6 separate regions of the Mus musculus genome follow, and all the other regions are linked to region 1. A link is a loop called in an ENCODE intact Hi-C map of the cell type or tissue named here. Cell type or tissue: heart. All regions are shown on one strand.

The links. A loop is a pair of places that touch in the nucleus more often than their neighbours do. Peaks named below come from ENCODE experiments on the same cell type or tissue, not always from the same donor. Only the 100,000 strongest peaks of a DNase experiment are listed, where the experiment ranks them.
Region 2: it touches region 1 in a loop (7-fold over the local background); 23 of 42 quality-filtered maps call a loop at or near these places.
Region 3: it touches region 1 in a loop (6-fold over the local background); 5 of 42 quality-filtered maps call a loop at or near these places.
Region 4: it touches region 1 in a loop (4-fold over the local background); 8 of 42 quality-filtered maps call a loop at or near these places.
Region 5: a loop joins it to region 1, with 14 times the contacts of the local background. A loop is called at or near these places in 40 of 42 quality-filtered maps.
Region 6: it touches region 1 in a loop (2.6-fold over the local background); 8 of 42 quality-filtered maps call a loop at or near these places.

What each region holds. Positions count from the first base shown.
Region 1 is chr2:36,211,266-36,216,265 of GRCm38, forward strand. No RefSeq gene overlaps it. Among named protein-coding and RNA genes, the nearest start is that of Ptgs1, 17 kb to the right of the region's middle. In heart, CTCF peaks have their summits at 2,229 (motif pointing right), 2,994 (motif pointing left) and 3,193; DNase peaks (open chromatin) are centred at 1,986 and 2,906; H3K4me3 peaks cover 447 bases; H3K27ac peaks cover 921 bases; H3K27me3 peaks cover 1,409 bases.
Region 2 is chr2:36,274,497-36,279,496 of GRCm38, forward strand. No RefSeq gene overlaps it. Among named protein-coding and RNA genes, the nearest start is that of Ptgs1, 47 kb to the left of the region's middle. In heart, a CTCF peak has its summit at 2,257 (motif pointing left); no DNase peak of the experiment used is centred here.
Region 3 is chr2:35,981,699-35,986,698 of GRCm38, forward strand. No RefSeq gene overlaps it. Among named protein-coding and RNA genes, the nearest start is that of Ttll11, 4.4 kb to the left of the region's middle. In heart, a CTCF peak has its summit at 2,369 (motif pointing right); a DNase peak (open chromatin) is centred at 2,396; H3K27me3 peaks cover 4,130 bases.
Region 4 is chr2:37,336,317-37,341,316 of GRCm38, forward strand. No RefSeq gene overlaps it. Among named protein-coding and RNA genes, the nearest start is that of Olfr368, 7.1 kb to the left of the region's middle. In heart, a CTCF peak has its summit at 2,689 (motif pointing left); no DNase peak of the experiment used is centred here.
Region 5 is chr2:36,006,021-36,011,020 of GRCm38, forward strand. No RefSeq gene overlaps it. Among named protein-coding and RNA genes, the nearest start is that of Gm39798, 22 kb to the right of the region's middle. In heart, CTCF peaks have their summits at 2,248 (motif pointing left), 3,533 (motif pointing right) and 3,738; a DNase peak (open chromatin) is centred at 2,224; H3K4me3 peaks cover 268 bases; H3K27me3 peaks cover 1,946 bases.
Region 6 is chr2:36,102,487-36,107,486 of GRCm38, forward strand. It overlaps Lhx6 (LIM homeobox protein 6), which reads right to left and starts at 1,574. Exons shown (of 9, transcript NM_001083126.1): 1 at 1,408-1,574; 2 at 860-1,042; 3 at 372-493. The coding sequence starts at 1,476. In heart, no CTCF peak of the experiment used is centred here; a DNase peak (open chromatin) is centred at 3,055; H3K4me3 peaks cover 3,513 bases; H3K27ac peaks cover 347 bases; H3K27me3 peaks cover 4,924 bases.

The sequences.
Region 1 (5,000 bases):
CTTCCTACATTAGATCCTGAAGGACCCTCTCCTGGGCAGATTTTTACCCACCAGCACTGTGATGGATGGGGAAACTGAGGCCTGGGAGAAGATGATATTGCCTTAAGGTTGCCAGTCACAAAGTCTTGCTAGCTCAGAAGTTTGGCAATCCCAGGGGCCTTCTCTCTTGTGTGCCTAAGACCTTTGTGGCTGAGTGTTGTAGTAGATTCGATTAACACTAGTCTAGGTATTAGTGAGGGTGGTAATTAATTAATAATTATTTAATTATTGATTAATAAATTCATAACTAATTAACTATGAGGGTGAACCAGCTGCACACTGTTACCGAATTCCCAAGAATCAGAGGCCCAGGGATGTCCAGTAAATGGCTGAGGTCACACAGCAAAATGGTTGTGAAGTAAGATGACCTCCACGCACAGTTGGACCTGGACCTCTCTTTGGCGATTCTGTCTCCCGCCTACTGACATGTTGGGGACCTATCCTGAAGTGCCTTGGTTGGCTGGGCCTAGAGATTCTGATCATGGAGGAACCGGCTCCTCTCCACCCCTGCCCCCCACCCGGGAACCCTACACCGAGGGTAATTGAGATCAGATGCGGCAGTGACCCGAAAAATGCTCCCGGGAACCTGGAAGCATTTATTGTCTGCAAGGGAATCCAGGGCTCTCTCCCTGCTACCCTCCCTCCCTCTTCCCTCTCTCCCTCCCTGCCTCCTCCCCAGGCAGAGCCTTGGGTACTGCCTGAGGTTAGAGCTGGGCCTTGATGAATAGGGCTGCTGAAAGCGAAGTCCAGGCTTCCTCCTTCCTGGGGATATGGTTACAGGGGGCCAGACTTCCTGCCCCTCTGGCATCCTCTCCTTCCAGAGTGGATCTGCTGGCTTTCAGGGTAGGAGCTGAGCAGCTGGCCCAGGTTCAGACAGACTGGAGCTCAAATGTCACCTCCTCAGGGAGGCCCTCCTTGACCACCCCATAGGAACCAGCCCACCTACAGGCAGTCCTTCCTTCTGCTTAGATGGCTAGCAGTTATTTCTTCTGTTTACCTTGCACTCCAGGTAGCTGAGGGAGAGCAAAGGCTTTGCTTTGCTCATGACCATGGATTATAGTTTCTATGCCCACACATATATGCTCAGTGAATACCAACTGGATGCAGCCCTGATACGGGAATGGCTCTCATTGACCTCTGACAGTGGGATGTGACCTTGAACCTTTGCCTCTGACCTCCAGATCCCACATCATGACAACTTCATCCTCCTTTGGTTTCAGGCTCCTGTTTCTGCGGCTTCCTGTTCTACCTGTGTTCTACTGTCTCTGGCCCTGACTTGGGAGCTCCAGGCTGATCTCTGACCTCAGGTTCTGATTGTTGTCTGCCTTGGCTTTCCATTCGACCGACCGACTGTGTGACTCTGGCCAAACCTCTTGCCTTTCCTGAGCCAGCAGGATTCTTCTTCAAACAAGAGCCAACCTGAGAAGCCCAGGATGGATTTGTGACTAGCAAAGGTGGAAGGTGGCAAGGAAGGGGCTGATGCTTGAGTCCCCTGTCCCCTGGTGGTGGCCCTGGACAGTCCTGCAGATCCCTAGTTTTGAAGAACATAGTTTGAAAACCCACTTTCTTGATTTTTTTCCAAAATATTTTTTTCCTCCACGTGTGTGTGTGTGTGATTTTTTTCCTCCACGTGTGTGTGTGTGTGTGTGTGTGTGTGTGTAGAGGACAATTTGCAGGAGTAGCCTTCTGCTGCTCTATGGAGTCTGGGGATTGGACTCGGATTGTCAGGCTTGGTGGCAAGCACCTTTGCCCGCTGATTCATCTTGCTGGCCCCTTCTGTCTTTTTGTGCCTCTGCGGTGCCTTTTCTGAGGGACTGGCAGCAGCATGTCATTTCCTCCTGTCACCAAAGTGAACGGACTCCAGTGTGTGCTGGCCGTAGTGCTAATCATTGCCTCTGTAAGCAGCCTGGCACGGTCACAGGGGTATGGCAGGGCGAGCTGATGAAGCGTTGTCCCTGGGTGCACATTGTCTGGAATTCAGCCCCACCCCTCTGTCTTCCTCATGCTGATCACAAGGCCTGGAACAGTGCCCACAGATAGTAAGTGCTCAGTGAATGTACAGACAGCCAGGGAGGTTTCCTGTATGTGACCTGTGATGAGCTAACAGGCTGTCTGTTACCACCTCTGCATTAACAGTGATCTCAGAAGCCGCACATTTCCATTTGCCCTGGTCTCTTTGCGGGGCTTCCACTTGGGGGAGCCCGGGCAAGCCACCCTCGGGCAGTCGAGCATAGTCCCCTGCTCTGGACACTCAGGTTCTGCTTGTTCCAAGTGCTTGGTACCTGCTGCACGGCTGAGATGCAAATAACAGGACAGTGTGGGGGAGGGGATCGGGAAGCCTTTCCTGGGACGCCTCCAAGGGCTGATGTTAGGGGGGTTTCACTCAAGGGGGTGGGAGAGGGGCAGGAGAGAGTTCCCCTGGAAATGCTAAGGATGTGCACAGATGGCCTGGTGGTGGCTGGGTGAGTGGCCAAGGCAAGGGAGTGATAAGGATGAAGGCAGGTAAGAGAACGGTTTCAGGCTGCTCAAGCAGGTTCCCCAATTCCACTCCAGCAATAGCAGGCCATGCCAGTGTAAAACTGGTCTCAGTTTTACACCATGGGTAGAGTTGGGGGTGACTCAGACAACAAAATGTCTCAAAATCTGTTTCCAGGTTACAGTTCTTAGAGGTGAAAATGTAAATTTCCTAACAAGCCTCACCGCATAGGACACCTGCTCTGGCTAAGCCGTGTGGGAGTCCACTTCTCGTGCCTTTTCCACCGGGCCCTTTGGACTCTGTGCATGCAGGAATTTGTTTCCTAGAGGCCCTGGCAGAGGTCCTATTCCAGTTGTACCAGTGGTTTCTCCAGCCTGGCTAGCAGGAAACCTCCTTTTCCAGCCTGCCTTGCCTGAGCAGACACGAAAAAGGTGGCCTATGCTGCCACCTGGTGGTCACTTCGGAATACTGTCCTGTGTAGGGGAGTTTCCCCTGCAATGTTGCACTAAGGACTTTTACTGAGGTATCGACTCTGTCACGTGGCTTGCGTTTTGTTTTTCCTAGGCATGGGTATTCAGAACCCTGGCTGTGTGTGCAGAAGCCTGAAGTTCATAATCTGTTCTTCCTTTCTCTGCATTTCAAATCCAGACTGTGTGGAAAATGTAAAAGAGAAACTCAGTATCTTTTCTATCCAAGGGTTAAACAAGACACATTTCATTTAAAAACAAATGGAGAGAAGCTACTTGGCAGAAAGTCAAATTCCTTCCATGTCAGCACTTCTTTTCTTAATTTGGGTTTGTGTTTGTTATGTGTGTGAGTGTTTTGCCTAAAGCTTGTCCGTGCTCCTGATGCCCAGGAAGGCCAGAAGAGGGCGTCAGATCCCTTAGGACTAGAGTTTCGGGTGGTTGGGTCTCTCTGTGAAGGTTCTGGAAGCCATGTTTCTAGCCCCAAGGTCAGCACTTCTTGAAATGAAAAATATGTGTACTAGGTGCTCAAAAATCACATCCCGATTGTCGGCTGTGACACTTTAAGAGAGCCATTATGTAAGGATGTGAGGTGGACCCCATTTGCACCAGCAGGACCCACACTGGATGCACCCTCTGCACAAATCAAACTTACTGCCCTGCTGAAATACTTGTGATTGTGTGGTTATTTTCTGGGGACCCCAGACCTGTTAGGCAGCTATGGAATGCATCTCCTGCCATCCATCTTGTAAGACCAGCTCAGCTCCAGGCCCATCTTCCCCTGCTCCCTGCAGGCAGCCCTGGCTGGGCAGTACCTCATAGTGGTCCAGGCCCACGTTCCAGTTCCTGACTCCCACATTCAGAGCCCACTTTTGTTATTAGGTGCTCTGTGACCTCAGTCAGGTTGCTTGACTCAGTGCCCTACTCTACAAAACAAAGGCAACTGTGTCTCCTTCAGGGGGTTCTCTTTAGGGTGGGAAGAAATTCCATCTAATAAGTTATGCTGAATGAGGGTCATGTCTGGATGTGCTGAGCAAGGATGTGGTAGTCTGCATGGAGTGTGGCTGGGAGATCAAGTTCACCTGCGCTTCCAAGTTCAGAGATGATTTGCATGGCGTCACTGAGGGGCCAGCTGGTGTCCCCACATTCGTTCTCTGTCTCCAGACTGAGGGATGTTGCCTGACGCAAAGCCCCATGACTTAAGCTATGCACTTGGTTTCTCCCATGGCCAGTCCCCCACTCTAAGACAATAGAAGTGTGGTTAGCCCACCCTGAGTCACATCCTTCTGTTCTGAGGAGACATAGTATCTACAAGGTCCAGAGAGCTTCCCAGAAGCCTTAGGGTGAAGTCAAGCCCATACTACACAGCTGTACCTAGAATGTAGAATGTCGTGCAGCTTATATGCATTGGTAGAGTCTTAGCCATTATTACACAGTTCCCATCTACTTCCCAGAGGCCCCTCTCTGCAACCCCAGGGCCTTTGCACATGCTGCTTTCTCCGGGAAGAGCATTAGGGGTAAGCTAGGCGCCTTTTCTGTATGTTTCTGCCCCTCCTATCATCTCCACAGCCTTGTCAGTTGTCTGAGAGGGGCAAGCCGTTGTCAATCCTGTTCTTTCCTATCCTGGTGCTCAGACAGAGTAAACATTAGGCAGCCAGTTATTAAGTTAATTTTTAATTCCTCACTACAGAATGGAACTTAAAAACCAGATCTGGAAAAGGATCTGAATGCAGAAGGCACAGGTCTAATCAAGAGCCTGTTACCTCCTTAAGCACGCAGACTCAGCTAGTAGCTGCGCTCTAGGTTCAGGGCCAAGCCTGTGTGCTATCTTGTTTCTCATTTAGATCTTGTGTGCCTAATTACCTCCATGGTAGAGAAGCTCACAGGCGAATCTCCCACGGGCACATGGGAAGAGCCAGGCAGGACTCTGGCTCCTGAATGGCCTCTTGAAAGGGGCTTGGCGGCAGCTCGCCTGTCTCTAAAGGGCCGTGAGGCACAGGAAGACAGGAAGCAATGTACCA
Region 2 (5,000 bases), 63 kb after region 1:
AGAGACAGAGAGAGAGAGAGAGAGAGAAAGAGAGAGACACACAGAGAGACAGAGACAGATAGAGACAGGCAGAGAGAGACACAGAGACAGACAGAGAGAGACACAGAGACAGACAGAGACAGAAACAGAGAGACTGGGTCTGGTGGCTTGGGCTTTTGGAACCTCAAAGGTCACCCCCAGTGTAACTCTTTTTCTTCTTTTTCTATATAACACTTCCATCAATTTTCTGGGAGTTTCACATCATGTACCATGATCACAGTCCCCTCCCAGTCTCTCCATATCCTTCACCCCATCAAAGAAGTAGAAAACAAAAATTAGTAGGAAAAGAAAAACCAACTAACCAACCAACCAGCCAACCAACCAACCAACCAACCAAGTCCTCTTTGTGCTGTCTATACATCACTGGAGCATGGTAAAACTCTCAGTAGCCTGCCCTGAAAATAGAACTGAGCCCTTCTCTTCCCATACCTTAACCAGAAGCCATCAGTTGTGGGGAACTACACTTCAGCATCTCCCTCACACTCATTTCCTGTCCTTTAACAATTAGTGCCATTCCCTGGCGACTCAGCATTCAAATATATGAGCCTGTGGAGATTATTCTTATTCAAACCACCACACTCCAAAAATGTCCAAAATTGTACTTGTTGCATGTACTATGTGTTCCAAAACATGAACTTGTGAAGGATACTTCACACTCAAACCACCAACCACATTTTGGACTTACTTTTTCTCTTCCAGACAGTCTTACACTGTAGCTCAAACTATCCTGAAACTCACTATATACACAGACTGATTTCAAACTCATGACAATTCTTCCTTAGCCTTCTACATGAGGGAATCACACACACAAGCCACCATGTCTCCAAATTAATTCTCAACTAGGTCATTTCTATAGTATTTGCTTCACAAAATAGACAAATCAAATTATAATATCAAAAAAGTAAACAAAGCAACAACAAAGAGAACCTAAGAGTGTTTCATCTAATGGCAAGTTGGGAACCCGTCCATGGATTCTGTGGAAACATGACTGCATTCTTTATATGTTTCTTTTTTGCTTTTTTTTTCCCCAGTTGCATTTCTCCACTCTCTTTTTTTCCTCTGTGGTCACTCCCATTTAAAGAAGGAATTCTTGACAGCAGCATTGAGTTGCAAATACCTTCAAGTTAAGTTTAGTTTTTTTTTTTTTTAATTTTAACTAACACATACTTGTGAAAATTACATCAGCTAGAGATTACAGTTTGTCTCAAGATAACTTCTTACTCAGGCGAACATCACAAATCTCTGCCTTCACTAACATTCTGACTCAGCTTATGTCATGAGTCGAATATATTCCCTAAAATTTCATATAGTGGAAATTTAACACTCAGTAGGTTGGTGGTATTTGGAGGTAGGGCATTTTCATTAGAAGGAGATGAAGTAATGAGGGTGGGGCCCTTATTATGGGATTAAGAGAAGATTAGAGCTGAGTGTGTGGTGTCTTTTTTTCCATGCCAGCACACAAAGTCTTCACTAAGCACGGATGTCTTCATTTTGTCTTGTCTTCATAGCTTGTACAACTGTGAGACACACATTTTGTCCTTTTAGTAATCATCCAGTCTGTGCTGTTCCATTATAAGAACAGAAAATAGATGGAAACAGCCTACAAATTCTGTTTTCCATCATAGCCCATTGTAGAGGGAACATATTAGTGATTAAATTCATGGCAATTTCCTAACCTTACCAACAAAAATGCTGTTTTCTTATTACCCATGCATTTTCCATAACTAGCAGTTGCTTAACAAAATTCTAGGCTCCACATAATCTAGGGTCATGGCTGTCCTTCATGCTCTAAGGGATAAGTATATTATATGCTAACTCATGTTATATGCTAACTCCATGGGGCTAATCCAATGATGATCCTTAATGAATTCAAACCCAGAGCACTGTAGAGAGCCAGAATTCCCTTCGAAGACCTTATGAGGGAGTAGCAAGAAATCCATGTTTATCCGTCATCCTGCCTATGCTGAAGTAGTCTCATAAGGGCCTCCTCTTGCCTGAGCCTACAACACTTCAGGCTACTGCTGTTTAAGTAACAGATGCTAAAGCTATCTATTTTGATGATTGCTCTTTGGTAAGGGGCATACGTTTTCTTATCCTGAGTTATTGACAAACAAGATGCTGAGTCAGTCTAGCAAAGCTTGTAATCCATCCAAATACCCTTTCATTGTATTTCTGGGCCAAGTGCCAAGTTCAGCCAGTTTCTTGGAAAAGGCCACCCTCTAGTGGCTAGCTTGAGTACAACAGCAATTCTTCAGGAAAGTTTTTTACTTGATGTAATATATGGCGTGAACGCCCAAAGAAGAGAAAAGTTAATAACATCAGAAGATAGGAGAAGGGCTCTGGGAAAGAAGAGAAAAGTTAATAACATCAGAAGATAGGAGAAGGGCTCTGGGACAGTAACTGTGTTCATGTGAATTCACATTCAATAATATACAGAGCTAGAGTTGCAGATGGATGAGGCTTCTAGGTAGCAGAGAGTCAGCAATAAACATGAGCTCTAAATAGTATCATTAAATAAGAGTGATCTTATACTAAACCATTTCTTCCAAGCTAGGCATTGTTAGAATGAAAGGGTCTGTTTTGTACTCCATCTGCTTTATAGTCAATTGCTTCATGGCTTGGTTAGGACATTTTGAAAATAACAATCAACTTAGACTACTTTCCCTTTGAAATTCACATAGGAAGTTCAGGCACAGAGAGAATGCTAACGAAGACAATCCACATTTCCAAGCTATACTCATGCCTAGCATTGTTAGGAAATCTGAGTAATAAGGAATTCAGAAGTATGCTTTAGTTTATATTTTGGAAGGTAACCTAGCAAAAGGGTTTAAGAGCACAAACTCTAGGATCCGAGTTTGAATCCTAGTTCCTTATTCACCATATGGATCTTAAACATATTATTTTACTTCTTGTTGATTCTGTCATTTCTCTTGTACAGTTTAGTGGGGTGGTATGGAAGGTAAATGTACTGATGAACATAAATTATTCAATACAGCATCTGGCATGTTGAAAATAGTATGTTTTACCATTGTCATTGAACAGATTCTGCGTGTGATTCTCTATCCCTAAGAGATGGAATGTGTTGCATAAAGTGGATATTTAAGAAGATTTTCTTGCTCGGTGACAGTATTAATTAATGCAGTGAAAGAAGTTGAGGTTGGATGAGAAAAGTAATTAGTACTCACCACAGAAATATGATTCAGTCTCTAATGAATGAGTGGCTTCATTATTCTTCTTAGTTCATATAGGAAGTAGATCCAGGCAGTCCATTTTTTTTTTTTTTACTTAGATAGAATCTAGAAACATTAATCAGTCTTCTATTGTTGATTTGGCACTTGAATCAGAAATTATTTTACATTAAATGGATAACCAAAGTGATATCCCCTTTACTATTTAAAAAGCGAATATACTTTATAGTTCAGGTAATAGAAAGGTTCTATTTTGTGCACTCTTGTTATCATATTTCATTGGGCATTTTTCTCTTCTTGTAACTTTGCATGTCACAGTAACACTCAAAAACATCAAAATATAAATATTTTGATTAAAAAAATCAAATTCCCAACCTCCCAAGTTCCATTTAGCACAACAGACTACCAGCATGGTATATGCTGTCATGAGTGTTGCTGCCAAGAACACTTATAGTGCCAGTCTAATTCGAGTGTACTTCATGATCCAAAACTGAACTATGCTCCCAAGATATTGCTACTCAATTACCAATGCAATCCAGTCCAAGTATCCCAACTGTTTTGGAAGTTTCAGGGGAAAAATAATTATTGGTATGTGACAATAATGTCTTGCCAATATTTCCTTCTTGGGCATCAGACATTGCATGAATATTGATTTGTGTTGTTCCCCATTTGTCTCAGTTGAAGGAGCAAACCCCAGTGAACCTAGTTATCCCTGTGCCTTATACCTTGGTACCCAGTTGTATCTCAAACCTTGGCTTATAGCATTAATCTTAAGTAGTCTCCACTCTTATCCGTATGAACTACATTCTGAGATCCCTAGTGGATGACTGAAACTGAATCAAATGCTACTTAAACAAGTTTGGGGATTTAGCTCAGTGATTGAGGGCTTATGGCACAAACCCAAGGTCAATGAACAAAACAAAATAAAATAAAATAAGAAAACCACTGGGACTCAAACTAAAATGCTATCTATCTATCTATCTATCTATCTATCTATCTATCTATCTATCTATCTATCTATCATCTCTATCTATCTATTCATTCTATGTTTTTCCCCCCACATAATATCTGTACCAAAGTTCAGAACCCCAAAGTTAAGAACACTTTACAACTTCTCTTTGACATATCACAAAAATGACTCATGCATGTTGGGGCCATTGTTACGAAAGACAAGGGTTATCTGAGTACAAGCACTGTGATATCACGACAGTATGTCTGTATCTGATAACCAAGGGCATTACTGAGTGACTAGTGGGTGGGAAATGTATACAAGCGTGGCTCTGCTGGACAGAGTGATGAGTCATGCTTTGGACAGGATGGAGTAGGACAGCAGATCTCATCACATTACTTATCATGTTACATCATCTCAAGTGTATGAACTGTTTTTTTATCTAAAACAGTCTCTGTACCAAAACCACAGACAGTGAAAACTTAGATGAATGAGGACTCCTCAGTTGTGGTGATTTGTGGCCCAACATTGGTTATTGTGTTTCACTATAATCAAAGACTTCCTTTGGGTCTTTCTTTTTAGTCAACTTCTTCAGTTCTGCTGGAGATGTGGCATGAATGTCTTCACTAGCAAGGGCAGTGCCTAGGAATGTTTACACTGTCCAGTACAAACCCGTTTGTAAAGTTGTGTAATTGTTCCTCACTAGCAGCTTAACAGCACACCTGAAAGCTCCAGAACAAACAGAACAAAGACACCCATCTTAGCTAGGGAGAGACACCATGACCATGGCAACTTGGAAATATAAAAGAAATATAAAGGAAAAC
Region 3 (5,000 bases), 230 kb before region 1:
TTGTGTCAGGTCAGCCTCTGCCTTTTCTCCGAGCTGCTGCAGCAGCCTCCCAATGAGTACCATCTGTCTCCATTACACTCCTGTCCATTCATACCGCAGCTGGAGCTGCGCTCTCCAAGCATAGAAACATCCTCTACTTGCACAACCTCTCTTGATAAATTTCAAACATTAGTTGTCTCTTTCTACCCTCTTTTCTGGAATCACATCCTCTCTTTGCTTCTGTGACTTTGTACACACTGTTCCCTCTGCCTAGATGTACCCTTCCTTAGTGTCTCTGCCTAGGAAACTCAGAGTCATCTTGGTAGCTGTCTTTTGGGGAACTTTACTCAGTGCCCTCCGGCAGAAGTAGCTACAGTCTGTACTGATGGTGTGCATGATAACCCTCTACCACATCCTGACTGCCACTTCACAGAGAAATCATCTCAGCCTCCCCATCAGTCTAGGCAAGGACAGATTTGAACTGATTTCTCTCTAGAAAAGACCAGAAAATGTGATCCACAAAGAGCACTGTGGATGCAGTAACAAATTATTTACAGCTTATCACATCTGAAAAGAGCGGCCCACATAGCGATAGCCGCTTGCTTATACAGTCGTAATCTCTTCTGCCTCTGGGGCTTCCCACGTGTCCTTCCAGCTCTGCCCACATCTTCAGCTTTCAGTCCGCTGAGATGGCTCTGGTCCTTCAATTTAAAGCCGACCTCACCCGGTGAGATAATTATGGAAGAGAGAAAAATAAAGATGAAGCATGAGACCAAATGAGTTTCCTGAGAATTAAAAGCCAGGCTCTACATCAGACATGAACTATACGCTGAATCTTGAGAATGGGGCAGGCATAGTTAGATGGCGTGGCCATGGCATAAGCCATGGCCAGAGCCAGTGAGGAAGAAACCAAGCACAGGCTCTGCCCACTGAGACACAGTCACAGAGGCTCTGTCCACCAGCCGAGGACACCCCTGCCCCTGCTGCAGATGCTGCAGGAACTCACCGAGGAAAAGGATAAGGAAGAGATGCAGTGCTGTGCATGCAAGGGAGCAGGGAAGCTGACTGGACCAGATGAAACCCAAGCATGGGGGGAAAAAAGAACAGGGCACAAAGGGCCCAATTGGGCTTTGGACAGCACTGGAAATACCTCTCACTTCTCTGGAAGCCCCCAGAATATGTAAATGAACATTCCAGCCCCATAGGAAGTGCATCCAGGAGCAGCGTCCACTGTGACTGCTGAGAGCAAAGAGCAGGTCAGGGTAAGGGACCTCATGACTCCAAGGTGGGAGCTTTGCTTGTCTGTTTTCATGTCTGTCTTGCCAGTCTTGGAGCCAGAAATGAGGGGTACAGTGACCTGGCAGAGAGGATGTACTCAGTAACTATTGTATGTATGTATGTATGTATGTATGTATGTATGTATGTATGTATGGTTGGATGGATGGATGGATGGATGGATGAGTGAATGAATGAATGAATGAATGAATGAATGAAATTCTACATGGTTCAGTTATTCCACACTGAGGAAGCAGCTAAGTTAATTTGGTAAATGCTGTCTGTGACAGCTTTAGCCCTAGAGAAAAATGCCAGTGATGTAACATCATAGGAACCGGCGAGAGCACTGTAATTACCGTGTTTAAAAACTGCCCAACATAAAGAGGGACTGAAAGAATTTAGAGAGAAATGGGAACAGCTGCAGCGCTGGAAACACAAAATCTTGCTTGAATCTTTCCTTTCCGTTCTGGAAACCTGTAGCCATCTTGTGGCTCTCCGTGCCCCTGAACCCACCCCCAAGTCAATTCTACTTCTACAGATTGCTTTGAGGAATCAGAAAAGACAAAGCTTCACATTATAACCTGTTATTGGCTAGTAACAGATCTATGACAAGGACTGAACTGATCGCTGCAGATGCCTGGTCATCCTGGGGACAGTTCTGGGAGCCATGTTTCACAGATGGTGAAAGAAATCGCTGCTCAGAGAACTCAAGACAGTAACGGCAATGATACGATTCTAACTCCGGGTTGGCTTGCAGCACCTGAAATGTGTATATAGAAGATGTAAGAACACGAGTTATTGTTATTCTTATCTATGAAAAGAACGTAATAAGAGAAAAAACACCGGAAGTTAATATTTCCAAATCCTAATAGTGATTATTCTGGGCTGTGACCATTAAGTGAGTCATATTTCTTCTTTATTCTTTTCTGTTTTCCAATTTATTTTTTTTGCAACAAGCATGAAATTCCTTTGCTAACTGGAAAATCAATTTTTAGGTAAACTTGACTATTGTTATATCAGGGACCTGTAACAGCAGATCCATTTCTGGAGGAAACCAGGAAGAAGTTGTCTAGGGAGGAGGCATGGGAGCTACTTTTTTTCCTGTTATTGTCAAGATCTGCCACCAGGTGGCGTTCGACTCTCGACTTTGTATGGACGGAGAAGGCGGGCACAGTAACCTGTACACTGAACAGTCTGTCCCTGCACAAAAGCACACAAGCTAGACTTTTGCAATTTGTGATCTTCCGCCTGGTACACCCACCCCCTTCGCTGTATTAACACATCTATTTTGTTAAGCACCTTAAATTCCAGACTTAGTTAAAAGCTCGTTAAGGCCCAGATATAAAAGCTCTTCTTCTTAGGACACCTGACATAATGTTTAAAATAAAGCAAAATTTAAACGAAGTCACATTTTAAGGACCCACGCTGTCCACTATCTACTTGATGTGAGAATGAGCAATGCAAAAGTCCACAACGGTGGGACCTTCATCATGGCTCTTCCTATCCCTGAATCCTGTGAGCTTTGATAGGAGGAAGGCTCCTGGGGAGGGGATAGAGATAAAAGCTGGAAAGCCTGTCAGAAACAATAGGGTCAAGAAGTCCCCAGGTGTTGAATAGGGATGGAAGAGAGTTTGGGGGGGGCGGGTGGGGTGAGTGGGGGATGGTAAGGACTGGTGAGGCTTGCAGCCAGGCTCCAAACAAGCCCCTCTGCACGGTATTGATGTCACCGAGAGGGTTTTAAGTGAGGCTGACCCGTCAGGTTTCTTTTCCAGAAGGATGAAGTATGAGGCAAACAGGAAGTCCACACTCATTGTGATGGTTAATTAATGGTCCACTAGGTAGACTCTACTTGATGATCTCTAAAATCAGATCTAGCATCACCAAGAAGGATGCCTCTGGGAGCATCTGTAAGGAATTATCTTGATTAGTTTAATTAGAGTGGGAAGAGCCACGCTGAATGCTGGCCACACTCTCTACCAGGAAGCTGGAATATAAGAAGGCACCAGAGAAAAGGTTTGGTTTTGCCTGCTTCCTTCTCCACCTTGGTGCATGCTACAGCCGACACCTCCTGGCCACCATCCTTCACTGACAACCAGCACCCAGCATCTTTAGCCTTCTGACTTGGACTGAGCAGTGACTCTTCAGGAACCTCCCAGACTTCTAGCCCACACAGGACTCCATCTCCTCCTAACTGCCCCCCACAACGACTCAGCCTTTTCAAGGTTCACTCATCCTAGGATTATGCTTGGGAAAGTGCAGTCAATTTGGGATGCCATGGCACTGCTTTCTGTCCTGAGGCCATGGACCCTTTCTGGGAGAGTCTCTAGGAGCCCAGACAATCCTGCCCCCTCTCTAGTAACCATTTCCAGCCATCAGCACCTACTTCTCCTGCTCTTCTTCGAGGTTCCTTGTCAGAAAGATGAGCCTGGAGTTATTAACTTGGAGTCTGGTTTCCCTTCATCTCAGAAGGTTACCAGGGGGTTCCAGTTGGGGTTTCTGTCCCAGAAAGTCTCCTGAGGACCCCGAGAGGACACAGACGGGAAAAGAAAGTAGAAAACAGAACCACAGAAGGTCTGATACTTGCTCTAGGGAGGTCTAGGAAGGGGCCTGTTTCTGTAAGAGCAACAGGAAGGACGTAGCACATTCTTAGCACTTCCATCATGCCCGTGATTTCCTCTTCAGATCTGTGACCTCACCTGAGAAAAGGAGGCATAGCGAGATCTGAGAGTTTAGGCACCACATGGCCACAGGTGTTAATTGCTAAACCTCTGGTTCTCAGTTGTGCACTCAGTCTCAGCAGGCTCTGGTTCTCAACTAGGTGACACAGGCGTCAGGTCTCAGCCTCTTCTGCTTTGCCCTCTCACCGACCAAAGATTTCATCTTCTCAAAGCTGTTGGCCAACCTGTACTTTGCCAGGACCGGAATACATTGATTGAGGAAACCACTGAGCAGGCGTGGCACCTCGAGGAAATGCTATTCACTTGCCAGGCCTTAAAACTGTGGTCCAGCATCATCAGAGTCTGCTACAAGACCAGTCAGCATGTCCATGCCCCCAGTGAACGTGTCCAGGTTGCAGGTAAAGAAAATACTGACCAGCCAGATCGGTACCAGGTAACAGAGGTGACTCACATAGTTCTAAAGTAGCGGAGCCAGGAACTGGAGAGGGGAAGGACAGTGCTCCTTAGTCCTGGGACTCCAACCTGAGTGGCAGGGCTTGGCATGGAGTTGGAGCTTGCCGAGGAAAGCCAGATGAGGTTGGAGTCTTCTGTTTGTGGCTCAGTCTCCCATATCCTCCAAGGATTGCAGTGAGGGTGGGGTGCTGCATGGGCAGGGCCAGCACTGGAATGGGGAGGGGCCGTCTTAGGTTGTGAGGCTCCTATTTTGTTCTTTTCTTTTTGCCACAGATCGCCCATGTCCATCTGAACACTATAGAAGTGAGGCAAGTCGTGCCCCTAATTCGACCCGGGTTATGGAGCCAAGTGTGTGAGAGACACTGGGTCCTATTCCCCAGCCACACACACACACACACACACACACACACACACACACGACAAGAATTTTAAATTAAACCCTTGATTCCCAGTTCTGGAGTTTACAGCTCCTAGAAACAAAACTAGAGACAGAGATAAAAAGGTAAGCCTGAAGTAAGAGGAATTTGCTGGATGTGGCAGCTTCCTCCTTAATTCCAAGCACTGTGGAGAGTAGGCAGGAAGAATACAGTTTAAAGAGTCTGAGAACACAAGGCT
Region 4 (5,000 bases), 1.1 Mb after region 1:
CATCAAATTGGGCTTCGTAAGAGGAAGGGTAACTAGTCCCAGAGAAAAGCAGCCTCCTGCTCCAGGAATACAGGCCTGAGGAAAGTGGATGTTGCCTCCAAATAGAAACTAAGGTGCTCCCAAGGTCTCAAGCCCAAAGTATGGTCCGTCAGTCCCTCTGTAGATCCTTCCCTGACAAGCTCTCTCTGACTCCTGCTACCGTTCCATCCTGTGATGTGTGGAAGGCACTGGGTACACTTCAGGGACAAAAAAACAAGTTTCAGATTGTGGTATTCTGTCTTCCTGAGGGTGGTCATATGCAAATCCTATGCATGAGTTCAAGGGTGTCCATTGTTTATGAAGCTGTGATTTTTTTTTTCATCATGGTAGCTACACATTGGTGTCATTAAGGGCAAAAAGACAGTTGGATAAAAACAGACCCTTCTATGGTGAAGCATCTCTGATCTACTGTGGGCCTATGCAAATGCAGTGTATGTAAGAAGAGGCAAAGCTGCAGAAGCTGTGGGCTCTGCAAGAGGGAACGATTGTGTGATCAAAGAAGGCATTGGGTTTGATTGTGTGTACACGAATAGGCCCACCATAGATGGCATGCAAAGAACAGGCAGCCAATAAAATGTGAATGTGCATCATGGGCCACAATAGCTGTGCATGATTCTATGCACCACTGTGAACAGAAATGTGTGAGTGGTTGCCACTATCTAAAATTTAAATTCGAAATGCTACTATTTGATTATATGCAACCAGTGTGTGCACAATTATACAGGATTTTGGCTCGTTCATCTGCTAATTTGGATGTAAGTGCACACTCTGGGTTCATATTTCATGCCTGTGTATTTGTGGAAACCAAACAGAATCTACACACACCTGCATGCCTGTACATGTGGGCTTGTGAACACATATGGCTATTTCTGCATACAGCTTCATATATCTGAATGTTGACAAAGACCAACTTAAACTCCAGCAAATTTCACCTCCATCCTACACAGTCACTTTTATTTTCTTCCCTTCTTAGAGGTAGGACATGGTTGGAAATTAAAGAAAAGCTCTAGAGGGAGCCAAAACCAGAGGATCCTCACTAACCAATGGAAGAAGAATAGGAAAACAGTAAAATAGTGTGCTGACATGACACAAGCTAAAGTCATCTGGGAAGAGGGAACATCAGTTGAGTAATGCCTCCATTACATTAGCCTGTGGGACATTTTCTTGATTAATAACTGATGTGGGAGGACCCAACCCACTGTGAGTAGGACCATCCCCCAGGCAGGTAAACTGGGTAGTAGAAGAAAACTGTCTGAGCAAATCATGTAGAGCAAGCAGCCTTCCACCACGGCCTCTGCTTCAGTTCCTGCCTCCTGGTTTCTGGCTTGAGTTCCTGTCCTGATCTCCCTTAGTGGTGTACTGCAACTGTAAGCTGACAGAAACTCTTTCCTTCCCAAACTGCTTTTGTTCATGGTGTTTATCTCAACAATAGAAACCTAACTAGGACAGGTAGAGAGGTCCTTCATTGGGTTTTCTTTTACTTTTTTCCCCTTTAGAGAATAACAAGGAAAAAGCTAGAAGTCATTAACTCCTTTGCAAAGTTGTCTCAGCTTCTCCTCCCACATCCTACAACTTAGCTCCTCTCCTTTCAAAGCTCCAGTCACAGAACTGCCCTGAATTTCAAGAATGAGATTTAGACAGGGAAAAAAGAATCACTGAAAGAAGTTACCTTTTGTTCAATACTCCCATGTTGGGAAATGCCAGGGCAGGAAGACAGGAGTGGGTGGGTGAGTGGGGGAGCACCCTCAAAGAGGCAGGGGAGGGGGAGGGAGGGGAGAGTTCCCAAGGGAAGACCTGAAACTGGGAAAAACATTTGAAATGTAAATAAAGAAAATATCCAATTTAAAATACAGGGAGGGAGGGAGGGAGGGAGGGGGGAGGGAGGAAGGAGGTTGCCTTTGTCCTTTGCATTAAGTCTGTGTGGCCAGTGGTATAACTTTGTGGCAAATCATTTGCTTGGCAGGCAGAGATCCCTGAGTTTAATCTCCAGCATCACCACAGGAAAACAATGAGTTAAGCCTTTCAGATAATTTTTAAGTTAGCATACAAAGCACCAGGCTTCATAATGGTGTTTTCCTGCATTTATGTCTTGATTGCTACATTTAACTCTTGACTTTACTATTAGCTAGCCCATTGACCTCGGGAAAATTGCTTATCAAAGACAGTTGTGACAATATCACTCAGAAATTGTTGTGAGAATTACTTAATATGTAATTCATATAAAGTTCTCACGCACTGCCCAGACACATAGTTTCAATTTGCACACACTCACTAACACAGGCTAATGAGTCATTGGATTGGAGTTCAGCTAAATATTGTGGTGCTCTTGTGTAGGGAGCTACATGTCTGATGTCAGACATCACTGCTGTTGGGACATCTCTCCCTTCTCCTGTTTCTCCTACGGACCCTTAACTGACCAGAATCTAACATGTCTGCAGTTAATGTATGCATGTGGTATTCATCATATATCATTTTATTTTCGCTCATCGTCTAAAGTGTGTGAGGTCAATGTTTTCTTGCTCTTGTTTCTAAGGACAAATTCTCTGGTATTATTAATAATATATCACATTCAAGCCTCCGAAGTCCCAGTCGGCTCTACTGGTTATCAGACAGTGGCTGAACCATTTATCGCCACTCCTCTGCTGCCACCATGTGGCTATGGCCCGTTATAACCATCACTTCCATGTGATTTGGCAAGATTTGGATTTTTTTTTTTTCCTTTAAAATTTTTATGGATCTTTCGGAGGACAGTCATGATAGGTCCCTTTTGGTGAGTTCTCCGCAGCCTCAGTAATATTGTCAGGCCTTGGGGCCTCCCCTTGAGCTTAATCCCACTTTGGGCCTGTCGCTGAACCTTCTTTTCCTCAGGCTCCTCTCCAATTTTCATCCCTGCAGTTCTTTAAGACAGGAACAATTATGGGTCAGAATTTTGACTGTAGGATGGCAACCCATCCCTCAGTTGGTGCCCTGAGTTTCTGCTGGAGGTGGACTCTACAAATTCCCTCTCCCCACTGTAGGGCATCTCATCTAAGGTCTCTCCTTTGTTTCCTGAGAGTCTCTTACCTCCCAGGTCTCTGGTACATTCTGGAGGGTTCCCCCAACCTGCTACCTCCCAGGTGGCCTGTTTCCATTCTTTCTGCTGGCCCTCAGGACTTCAGCCCTTTTCCCCCACCCAATAACACATCATGTTCCCCTCTCCCCCTCTCCCCCCCCCCCCCGCCCCTGTCCACTTTCCCTCCCAGGCCTCTCCCTCCCACCTTGTGATTGCTTTTTTCTCCCATCCAAATGGGACTGAGGCATCCTCACTTGGGCCCTTCAGCTTGTTGACCTTTTTGAGTTCTGTGGACTGTATCTTGGGTATTCTGTACCTTTTTTTGGCTAGTATCTGTTGGGAGCCGCGCCCACATTCGCCGTTACAAGATGGCGCTGACAGCTGTGTTCTAAGTGGTAAACAAATAATCTGCGCATGTGCCAAGGGTATCTTATGACTACTTGTGCTCTGCCTTCCCCGTGACGTCAACTCGGCCGATGGGCTGCAGCCAATCAGGGAGTGACACGTCCGAGGCGAAGGAGAATGCTCCTTAAGAGGGACGGGGTTTCTTTTTCTCTCTCTCTTGCTTCTTGCTCTCTTGCTTCTTGCACTCTGGCTCCTGAAGATGTAAGCAATAAAGCTTTGCCGCAGAAGATTCTGGTCTGTGGTGTTCTTCCTGGCCGGTCGTGAGAACGCGTCTAATAACAATTGGTGCCGAATTCCGGGACGAGAAAAAACTCGGGACTGGCGCAAGGAAGATCCCTCATTCCAGAACCAGAACTGCGGGTCGCGGTAATAAAGGTTCCCGTAAAGCAGACTGTTAAGAAGGATTCAACTGTATGAATTCAGAACTTTTCAGCTGGGGAACGAGAGTACCAGTGAGTACAGCTTTACGAGGTAAGTCTGATCTTGAACTTTCTAAGGAAATTCAAGACAGTCTATCAGAAGTAAAGTGGAAAATGGCTTTGCAAGGTATATTTGGCCTTGAATTTTTTCTAGTGTTAGAAGCCCTTTTGTTCCTTTTCACATGTTATCAAGTGGTTAAGATAGGGCGGATTCTAGATGAAATTCAGGACAAGCTATCAGAAGTAAAGTGGGGAGAGAGAGTAGGAGCAAAGAGGAAATATGGTACACAAAATAAGTATACAGGCCTTTCCAAGGGTCTTGAACCCGAGGAAAAGTTAAGGTTAGGTAGGAATACCTGGAGAGAGATTAGAAGAAAAAGAGGAAAAAGGGAAAAGAAGAAAGATCAATTAGCGGAGGTCTCTAGGAAAAGGAGCCTGTGCTCATCGCTGGATGGGCTCGGGGAGCCAGCTCTTAGTAGTTCTGAAGCAGATGAAGAATTCTCCTCTGAGGAAACAGACTGGGAGGAAGAAGCAGCCCATTACCAGCCAGCTAATTGGTCAAGAAAAAAGCCAAAAGCGGCTGGCGAAGGCCAGTTTGCTGATTGGCCTCAGGGCAGTCGGCTTCAAGGTCCGCCCTATGCGGAGTCCCCGCCCTGCGTAGTGCGTCAGCAATGCGCAGAGAGGCAGTGCGCAGAGAGGCAGTGCGCAGACTCATTCATTCCCAGAGAGGAACAAAGGAAAATACAACAGGCATTTCCGGTCTTTGAAGGAGCCGAGGGTGGGCGTGTCCACGCTCCGGTAGAATACTTACAAATTAAAGAAATTGCCGAGTCGGTCCGTAAATACGGAACCAATGCTAATTTTACCTTGGTGCAGTTAGACAGGCTCGCCGGCATGGCACTAACTCCTGCTGACTGGCAAACGGTTGTAAAAGCCGCTCTCCCTAGTATGGGCAAATATATGGAATGGAGAGCGCTTTGGCACGAAGCTGCACAAGCGCAGGCCCGAGCAAACGCAGCTGCTTTGACTCCAGAGCAGAGAGATTGAACTTTTGACTTGTTAACGGGTCAGGGAGCTTATTCTGC
Region 5 (5,000 bases), 210 kb before region 1:
AGTGCCGGTCTGGTGAGAGGTGTGAAGATGATCAGAGGAGGAATGGGTTGTCTGGCCAGGCAGTGTGGGCGCCCTCTTCAGCACAGCCAGCGTGGCCCAAGTGATTCAGGGCAGATGCCTGGCTTGTGACCCAGGCTCCTTCCTACTCGGTTGACTCTGTGATTAGGGTCCAAATGGAGCCCTCTACCTTCAAAGGCCAAGGCCAGAGACCGCTCTGACTGCTCAAGGACTCTGCAGGGCTGGGCAGGGCTGGAAAGCTACCCTATGGGTAACAGTTGGCCCTAATGGTTCACAGAGAGCTTACACCTGATGCTCCTCACCTGGGTCTGTCCATATCCTGCAGGAGGTGTGGTCATAACTCTGCCCTGCGATTTCTATGCTAGCTGCCCCTTCTCCTCTTAAGAGGACAGAGCTGCATAGAGTGGACTCAGCCTTGAGCTGCACTACTCTTATCTGTGGTATGGGATTCCCTGGCTAGCCTCAGCTCTGGGCACCTGTGGTGCTTTGAATAGGTATGACCCCCCATAGACCCATGTGTTTAAATGCTTGGCCATAGGGAGTGGCCCTGTTAGGGGGTGTGGAATTGTTGGACTGGGTGTGGTCTTGCTCAGATCAAGATCTAGAGCTCTTAGCTCCTCCAGCACCATGTTGGACTGCATGCTGCTTCATGGTGATAATGAACTAAATCTCTGAAACTGTCAGCCAGCCCCAGTTAAGGGTTTTCCTTTAGAAAACTTGCCACCAGCTCCTCAGCCATGGCCCAGGGCTGCTCAGCCTCTCGCCTATCAGTGAAGCAGCTCAATTGGGCTGCAGAGTCTTCGGTTTAGACCCCAGAGCAGTAGATGCAGGAGGCAGAGGCTTCTGTGAGAACACGAGTGAGCAGGTGAGCTGTTGGATGGGGGACGGGCACCCATCACACCTCAGCAGGCTAGGCCTTCTGAGTGCTTCACAAAGCTTGGCTGAGTACTGCGTCAGGGACTCACAGGAGTCGGTTCCCACCAGCTCCCTTCAGCAGCTCCCACAGGCACAAGCTTAGAGCAACTGTCAGGGAGACATGAGGTCCAACTCGGCCTGGGTCCCAGAAGGGTGAGTGGAAACTGGTGACTCTGAAGGCCTGGCCATGGGTGGAAAATGTCTGCTCAGGGACAGGAGTGTACTTGCCTGGTGGCACTTGGGAAGAAGTGACTACACTCTTGTGATTACAGTCCTAAGGCTAGCCCTTCTAATTCCCAAACCAAAATGGTGGTATCAAGACCCGACTGAGTTAGATCACCCCCAAATCTGGAACCATAGTGTGTTGTAAGAGAAGGATTGGGCCTCATGGCCACTTGGGTGGCCCAAGGTTGGCCTTCTGCATACCAATCCTAAAGCTCTCCAGAGTCTGTGAAATGCTATCCAGAATCCTGGATGTGTTTCCCTGCAAAGGCTGGAGAGGGCTATCTACTGGTTCAGGGTAACACCACAGGAAATCTGGTACTAGCCAACTGTCCACTCACTGCTGTCCTGACCTTCTACCTGGGCTTCTCTGTGCTTTGTCTCTCTGGGGAAAATTCTGTCCTCCGGGCAGGAATCATCTCTCCCTGCAGACACTCTGGCTCTAGACAACCCTGCCATTTCTGATCAACTAAGGCTTGCTTTGGCAGACACAGGAAGAAGAGCCCATCCTTTCCTTCATCTCTAGTGAGGCGCCCAGACAACAGCTTCTCTGAAGGTCTGATCACACGGCCATGGTCAGGACTACTCATCCTGACCCATGGTATTGCCGCTGTCCTCAGCAGGCATCAGAGAATGCACAGGCAACTCTAGGAGGTACCCAAGGATAGGGCAGGGTACCTCAGACACATGGGGTTGCTGGGGAAGTAAACTCTTGGTTGTTCGGATGTGTCTTGGGGCCCAGAGACAGCAGCAGCATGGACTCATCCATCACAGGGAATGCTGGGAGTGGAGGGCACTTCCCCAGCACTCAGTAGGGAAGCCTGAGGCATCTTTAAAGGCGATGATCCCCCACAGGTTTAGCCAGATCTTGTGGGACTGTCTGGTCTCCCTCTCCCTCAGCTTGCCCACAGGCTCTGTTCTTGTCCATACTAACTGTGCCTTTGATTGCAGTGTGGGGGTAAGAACTGCAGAGTAAAGTGTTTGAAATATCTTGGTGTTCGGCTGTTTCACCTCTCAGAAAAGAAACAGGCCCACCCAGTCCTTAGATGAAGAAGCCTGGGTCAAGGCTGGACCTGCTTTTTGCTTCCCTCTAGTGGTCATAGGGTAAACTGCAGCCTGTTTGAGCTGCATCCAGTGTTGGCCTCTATCTCTTCCCTGGAAAACTCTCCTCACTTCTGCCCTAGGGTCCTTTTTCCCTTTTCCTACTCTGAAATGTCCTGAAAGACAAAAGTCAGCCAAATGTCCTCACCCAAGGCCATTCCCCCCCCTAGACTGGCAAACCTGAAAGATGGATCAGCTTAGACTTGCTGAGTAATTGCTAAGTACCAATTTCAGGGCTCAAAAAGTCACACCCAGCCACCGCAGGTCCTTTTCTCTTGTTCTCTTATTATTGACATGGCTCTCTTGAAACTCTCTCTGTCCTTGGCCTCCTAGATTGTCCCCTACCTCCCTGGAGGGTCCTGCTCAGCTGTCTCTGGTCTTCCAGGTCTCTTTGTCCTTGCCTGCAGGTGTTTCCTTAGCCAATGGCCTACTGTTCTTGCTTACATTGGAAGATGGATCACCAAGCAGCCAGGTGTCACATCGAACTTTCAGACCGGGAGCATCAAAGATGTCAGCGTCTATGAGTTGGCGGATTTTTGTAGCACATGTGCTCAGTTTTACGATGAAGTACCCTTCGATGCATGGTGTGGGGTGAACACCAACATCTTCAGTGCTCAGAGACTCTCAGAGCTCCACCTGAGGGACTTCTCACAGTCTCCAGGCACCTGTCAGACTTTTCCAGGCCTGATGTCACTTGCCTTCCAGATCTATATCAGTCACTTTTTATCACTGTGACAAAGGATCTGAAAGCGACAAACCACTCCGTGGACAAAGGATTTGTTGCGGCACATGGATTTGGTCTATGGTCAGCTGCCTCGGCTGCTGTAGGCCGAGACAGAGCTGAAGCATCATGATGGAAGGGTATGGAGAAAGAAGGCAGCTCACATCATGGTGGCCAAGAAGCAGAGAGGCAGAATGGGTCAGGGACAAGATGTGCCTTTCAAAAGTGCACCCCCAGTGGCCCGCTCTTCCAACCATGCCCTAGCTTATAACAGACCACTTAACTATAAAGTTACATTTATACTAGTTCACTTACGCAATTAGCACTCTTGTGATCCAATCGCCCCTCGATAAGCTAGGAACCAGATATTGAACCCACATAACTTCTCTAGGATGGGAGCCCTCCTCCTGAATGGGTGTTGCTAAAGACAAGTTCTAGTCCTGGGGGGTTGAGGGGGAAGGCAGCAGAGAATTGAAATGAAAGGAATAGATGTTGCCTGGGTACCAACAGGCTCCTTTGTAGTTCTGGGAAGCCAGTCTGAATATAGCAGAAGTCCAGAAAAACCACCAGAGGGCAGTGCTGCCCCACTCACGGCCTTTGGGAAGGCCTGTCTTTGTGTCTTGGTACTGAGGTCTTTCGAGGAGAATCAGGGATGCGTGTGGGGGGGTGGGGGGTGGAAGTTACTTTGTGTGTCTCCTGGTGGGTTAGGATGTTTGTGGTATCCATTGCTCACATCAGTGCCTTCACACCCAACCACCAGGAAAGGGAATGTTGGTCATCTCGGGGACGTCTGAGCAGGATGGAGCTCAGAACCTGTAAAACCGTCATTTTCAAATGTGTTCCAACTCTGGACCATAGGCCGTACGTGGTCAAGAGAGCTATGTATTCTGCTCAACCCAAAATTATAAACTTCTTTAAAACAGTATGAAGGAGTTTGGAGGAGGTGGTTGCTATGGTTATTTTATTCTGTGACTCAGTTCTATGATTTTGTGCATGGCCTTTGTTGATGACAATGTTATATGGCAATGTCAATAGGATGGACAGCTGGAGAAATGGCTCGGCAGTTAGAAATGCTCATTGCTCTCTCAAAGGACCGGAGTCCTTTGAGACACCCACCAGGTGGCTCAAGGTTGCCTGCCGGTGATTCCAGTTCCAAGGGATTGGGTGTCCTCTGGCCTCCTGGAGCAGCTGCATACACATGATGAACAAAAACTCATCATACACATGAATAAGCAAAAATTATATTTTAAGGGGGCACAGCCCCCTTGGTAGAGTATTCACCCGCTATGGTGTGAACATTGGTGGGACCTACCTCTAACTCTAGCTCTTGATTGTTGAAACTAAAATTCAAGGCCATCCTTGGCTACGTCGTACAGAGTTTGAGCCAGCGTGGGCAAAAGATTATCTTCAAAAGAGAAATTGGACACATCTGATCGAGTCTTACTACTTCCAGGCCTCGGGCACTGGATCAGAGCAATGGTGGATCTTAAGAAAGCCATTCTTGTCATTGGCTAGAGTCCAGGTTGACCTGGTTGGTGGGATCCATATAGGTTGGGGGTTCAAGGCATTTTTCCCCAGTCTCACGCCCATTCCAGCCCACCAAGCCCCAACCGTGCAAGTGAAGAGTGAGCATGTGCCCACATGGCAGAGGGTTTATTGGTTTTCTCTGCCCTGAGCCTTACACCAGGACTCCTGGTGACTCAGTCAGCGCTGGGAGCCTCTCAGGTCAGAGCTGAAGAAAAGACATGAGTGTACTATGCTAGTAGCTATATCAGGCTATGCTTGGAAACAGCGCTACTGGGAGCAAACTGTCTCCTGCCTGGAGAAGAGAAGGATGGGTTAGCTATGCTGAGAAGGATGCTTGCACGCTGGAAGGATAGGGTGACTACTTACTGGAGGCGCCAGGCAGAGAGGGACCTTCAAAGTCTTGGGATGTGCCTCGTGGGGGAGGGGAGCGAAACAGCCATCCCCCTTACTGCCCCCCTCTCCCGCTCTCTCCTAAGGCCCAGAAATCTATGAACCC
Region 6 (5,000 bases), 110 kb before region 1:
TACTAGAGATGGAACGGGATGGTTACCGGGATCCGAATGATCCGGGCCAGAGCCTCGGACATCAGAGCTCAACAGAACACACTGGTGCTCGGGGCCAGAAAAGACCAGAGATGGAACCAGACCCGTGGCCAGCGCCTGTCAGATCGGAGGAACCCGAGGCAGATCCCCCGCCAGAACTCAGGCTGAGACTGGCGCTCCCTTCTGTGTAAGACGTGCTGAGTAGGAGGGCCGGGCCAGTGCGCTGAGCCGCGTTGTGCACTCTGAACAGCAGGGCTCAGGAATTGGAGAGCACAGGCCACACAAGTGGCCTAGGCACGCGTGTGCAAGGCGTTCATGCTCCAGCGCTTGCTGGCGGGATGGCCGCTGCCTACCTGAAGTAGTCCATCTTGCAGTAGATCTCCTTGTTCTTGATGTAGCAGCTATTCTGCTGCCTCAGCGATGTGCGACACACGGAGCACTCGAGGCACCGCACGTGCCAGATGAGGTTGTTGACCTGGGGAGGGGGCAGAGGTGGGGGTCGGCTTGGCGCGGGCCTCTTTCACGCCCGCCCCCAGCCTCCCCAGCCTCATTTGCAGAGACAGAGAGACACTGAAGCTCAGAAGGGGCGTATGGCTTCCCTACTTTTCTTCTATAATACAGAGAGGCTCAAGGAAATTGAGATACAGCCTTGCATTCTCTTGTTGGAACCGGGGCAAAAGGAGACCTCCTGTTTGGGAACACTTGCCCAAAGCTGCGCGATCGGTTAGCGGTTGGATTGGGAGGCCGAGGAAAATGGACCTGGCAAGGTCATTGCTTCCCTACAGCTCTTGGGGCTGCAAACCACACCCGTGGGCAAGCAGGCACACCTACCCTGACTCACCTTGAGCAGATACCGGTCCAGGATCTCCAGACCGCAACTGGAGCAGATATTCTTGCCGGCAGACGGCACGGAAGAGGCAGCAGAGGGCGGCGAGCAGACAGACGGTGTGCTGGGCGTACATGGGGAGGCTCTACCTTCGTCCTTGTCCAGAGCGCCTGCCAAGGCCTCTGCGTCTGACTGAGCCTGAAATGGGAGAGAGGAACAGCGAAGCGCTTAGCCGAGTACTCAGAGTTGAATCTGGTTTCCTCGCGCACCGACTGACACCGAAATGTGCCAGGGATGTCGCGCCCTAGGCTGGAGTACAAGAATGAAAGGACCTATTGGAGAAGAAGGGACGGCCCCCAACTTTTAACACAGCGCATCCTGGGTGCAGGAAGCAGCCAAAGCTCACATTCCAGGCCAGAAAAACCAAGGCTCAACGAGAGGCGGCTCCTATCGGCAGTTTTCCAGCGCAGGGGTAGAGGTTGGTAGCCGGAAGGCTGAGCCAGAAGCCCTGGCCTGTGCTGTTGGGGGGACTCGGGGCCGAAAGCAGGACCGAAAGGACTCACCATGGCAGGCGGAGCGGTCCCTTCGAGACAGCGGGTGGTCGCTTTGCAGCCGGACCCTGGCTGGGCCATCACCTGGGGGAGGGGGAGGGAATGCAGGCGACGGCGGCTGCTGAACTGGCTCGGAGCTGTCAGAGCCCAGCGCCTCCCCTCGCCTGTTATATAAACCGGCGCTGAACAATGAGTCCTAACTTTGTAGTGGGCATTTAAAGCCCTTCCCCACAAAAGCGGTGTCTCTCTAATGAAGCAATTTGAATTTGGATTGGGTTTTTTTCCCTCTCTCTCCCCCTCTCCCTGCACTTAACCCGTGGCTCTTGAAGTAATCGCTTAGTTCCTTTGCAATCCAAGCCTCTGAGGGGGAAAAAAAACACGCGCACACACACAAACTACCTGCAATTAGAAATTGTCGTGAATGCCCAAGATAAGAGGTAGCCAGAGTGTCAATTCCAACTGTCAATCAGTGAGATCCATCAGGCCGCCCAAAGAATTGCAAATTTGATTTTTTAATGGTAGTAATTAAAAATCGAATTTTTTTCTCCCTCCGCCCCCTCCCTTCTCCTACTCTCGGTACAAAATGCAAAAAGGAGAAAAGAGAGAAAGAAAGAAAATAAAAAGGAGATGGGGGTGGTGGTGGTGGTAGTGGTGGTGGTGGTTGAGAAAATAAAACCCAGAGCGCTAGGAGCATCCGCCCGCTCGACGCGCGCCGGGAAATTGAAGCGGGGATATTGACACCGATTCAAACGCCTTTGGAGGGCCAGTTCAAGGGAAGCCCCAAGCCAAAGAGGGCGAGATCGGCGAGTGAAATGAGGCCAAAAAGAGAAAAGAGAGGCCTCTTGGAGGAGGAAAGAGAACCCTCCAGACTCTTGGAGCTCCCGGGACCGGCCCCTCATCGAGATCCTCAGCGTTGCGCCGGCACAACCTCTGGCGCATCGGCGCTATCAGCGTCTATTCAGACGGACAATACTGGCCTCGCCTCCTCTTGATTCGCCTATGTCTTTGCTAAATCGCTTTTTGAGAAATTCCTCCAACATTTGCATAATGTGTTCCCGCTTTCCGCGACCCCCCACCCCCGCCTGCCCGCTCGCACGCTCACACACTTGCAGACACACTCTCCCGGGCTCACTCAGCACCCCTCCTTCCTGCTGCCGCCCGCCACCCGACCCGGCCCGGTTGAATCCCGGCTCCCGCTGGCCCCAGGATCCCCGACGCTCACCCACTCGCCTGCTTGCTCACCTGGTCGGTGGTGGGGCCGCCCTCCGCCGGCAACCGGCAGCCCTCGGGCAGCGCCGGGGCGGCGCTCTCATGCTTCCAGTACATGGGCCCGGGAGCGGGAGGGCTCGGTGGGCGCGCAGTGCGAAGAGAGGCGCAGAGTGGGGCCTCGGGCGTCCTGGGGGCAGAGGCTGCTGGGAGAGCTGGAGAACCGAGGCTCCGGCCCCGCCGCCCCGGGCCCAGCCCCAGCTCCCCGCCCCCGGCCTGAGCGCAGTCCTGGCCTCCCTGGCTGCCAGCACCACTGCCTCTGAAGAAGGTCCCGACAAACTTGGAGAGGTCCCTGCAGCTGCTTCTGCGGCTGCCGCCTCCTCCTCCTCTTCCTCCTCCTCCTCTTCCTCCTCCTGTTCTCCCTCCTCGTTGTCCTCCTCCCCTTCCAGCTGCGGCGACGACCGCCCTGCCGCTGGAGCCCCGCTCCGTTCAAGATGAGTCATGCGTGACCAATCCCCTCCCCGCTAAGAAGAGCGAGACACTCCAAAGGAGGCAGAGACTCAGAGACATACACACACAGAGAGACACACTGAAACTAGGCGCTACAGGGAGACTCTTGGAACATGCTAACATACAAAGACACTGGCGGGGCACATATCCTCACAGCTCCTTCTGCCGCCCCTCCCTCAAGGGCACCCACTGCCGCCCTCACACAACGTTAATAGGTGCGAGAGGAATCCGTGGTCAGCCCATCTACAAGGCTGGATTCCACATGAAGCCACGTTCTGTTGATGTAGTGCTGAGCCTGGTATATTTGTGTCGCAAATGGTCACCTGCTCACACCAATCCTTCAGGTCCTAGACTTCGACACACCCCTCAAACTCCTGCAAAAATATCCCTGCTTCATGACAACCGGAGCTTGCACCAGCTTCTAAAGGCTGAACAGGGCTGGGGGCAGGGGAGCCTGTGCTAGTGAGAGTGGGAGGGTAGGTCCCTTGGTTCTTTTGGAATGAATTACTTGGGACATCCACTTCCACTTCAAGATTTACCTAATCATACTTTCTACGTACTATAGGACTCTAAGGATGATGAGAGTTAGGGAAAGGCAAAGACCCAGACATTTAGATAGCAGGCACAAGCCCCAAACAGAGAACTCTCAAACTCAAAGGTCTGACACTGACAAACACTGACATTTATAGCCTCAGCCTTCTTCCTCAAACACCAACTATGCCAGAGAAGTGTGTAAATGTGTGTCTTCTTCTAAAACACTGTGCACACTCAGACTTAGACCTAGTCCTGCATAGAGCTACCCACCCACCACACAGACCACCCCTCCCTAACTGCCCTCATTTACAGATGTAAACAGCACCCCCTCAAATCACGCTTACACTTGTACACACAGCCGTACTCAGGAGAGGCCAAGTTCCTATGGAGCTCCAAACCCTGTATAACCTCTGTTATGAGGCATCTCTTACTATGCACTGCATTCTTATAGGTGATGAGCCAGGCGCCAGGCTCAAGGGGAAGCAACACACACCTTTGCAAAGAACATCGTTCCCAGGTGTCAGTCTCTGTCTGCACAATTAGGCATGGCCAGAAGCACACATGGACAATGTCTATACACGACTGCAATACTGAAAACCCACCTCCCACTCCTTAGAGATATATATCTGCTCTTCAGGCAGACACAACCCCAGCTAATGGCATCAGCCCTTGCATTGCAGTCCTTTATTGCTCTTGGGCACACAGGTTCTGAACCAGTCTTTTATACTAAAGAGAGCAGATCCACGGTGGAGAGCAGGTGAGGTGTGTACATGCACACAAATGTACACATACACACTTCTATTCTTGGGTGCTTTAATCCCAGCCTGGCATTAGAATGCTAAGCATATTAGAGTCGTGATCTCAGTTTTCTCTGTGAGGCAGCATACCCTATTGGTACCCATGCTACCTATTTTAACCTGATGTTTAAAGAAATCATATCCGTCATAGTGCCCCATGACTAATAATGGCCTGAACCGAGAACTAAAACTGGATTCATATACTGGAGCTTATGACCTTGATTTCTGGGCTATACCCATGACCGTGACCACTCATGGTAAGCATGTGCACACACACACATAACACACACACACACACACAACACACACACAACATACACACACACACACACACACACACACACACACGCACACACACACACACATGCACACACACACACACACACACACGCACACACACACACACATTCCATAGTTTGCCAAAAGCCTGCATCTGCCTTCTGGCTCATGGGCAAATATGGAATAGCAACAATACTGTCTGGTTCTCCCTCTCCCCTGGGCTCTCCTCCCCTCTCCCCTTCTCTTCTTTTCCCTCCTCTCCTCTAAGTGGCCCGGAGA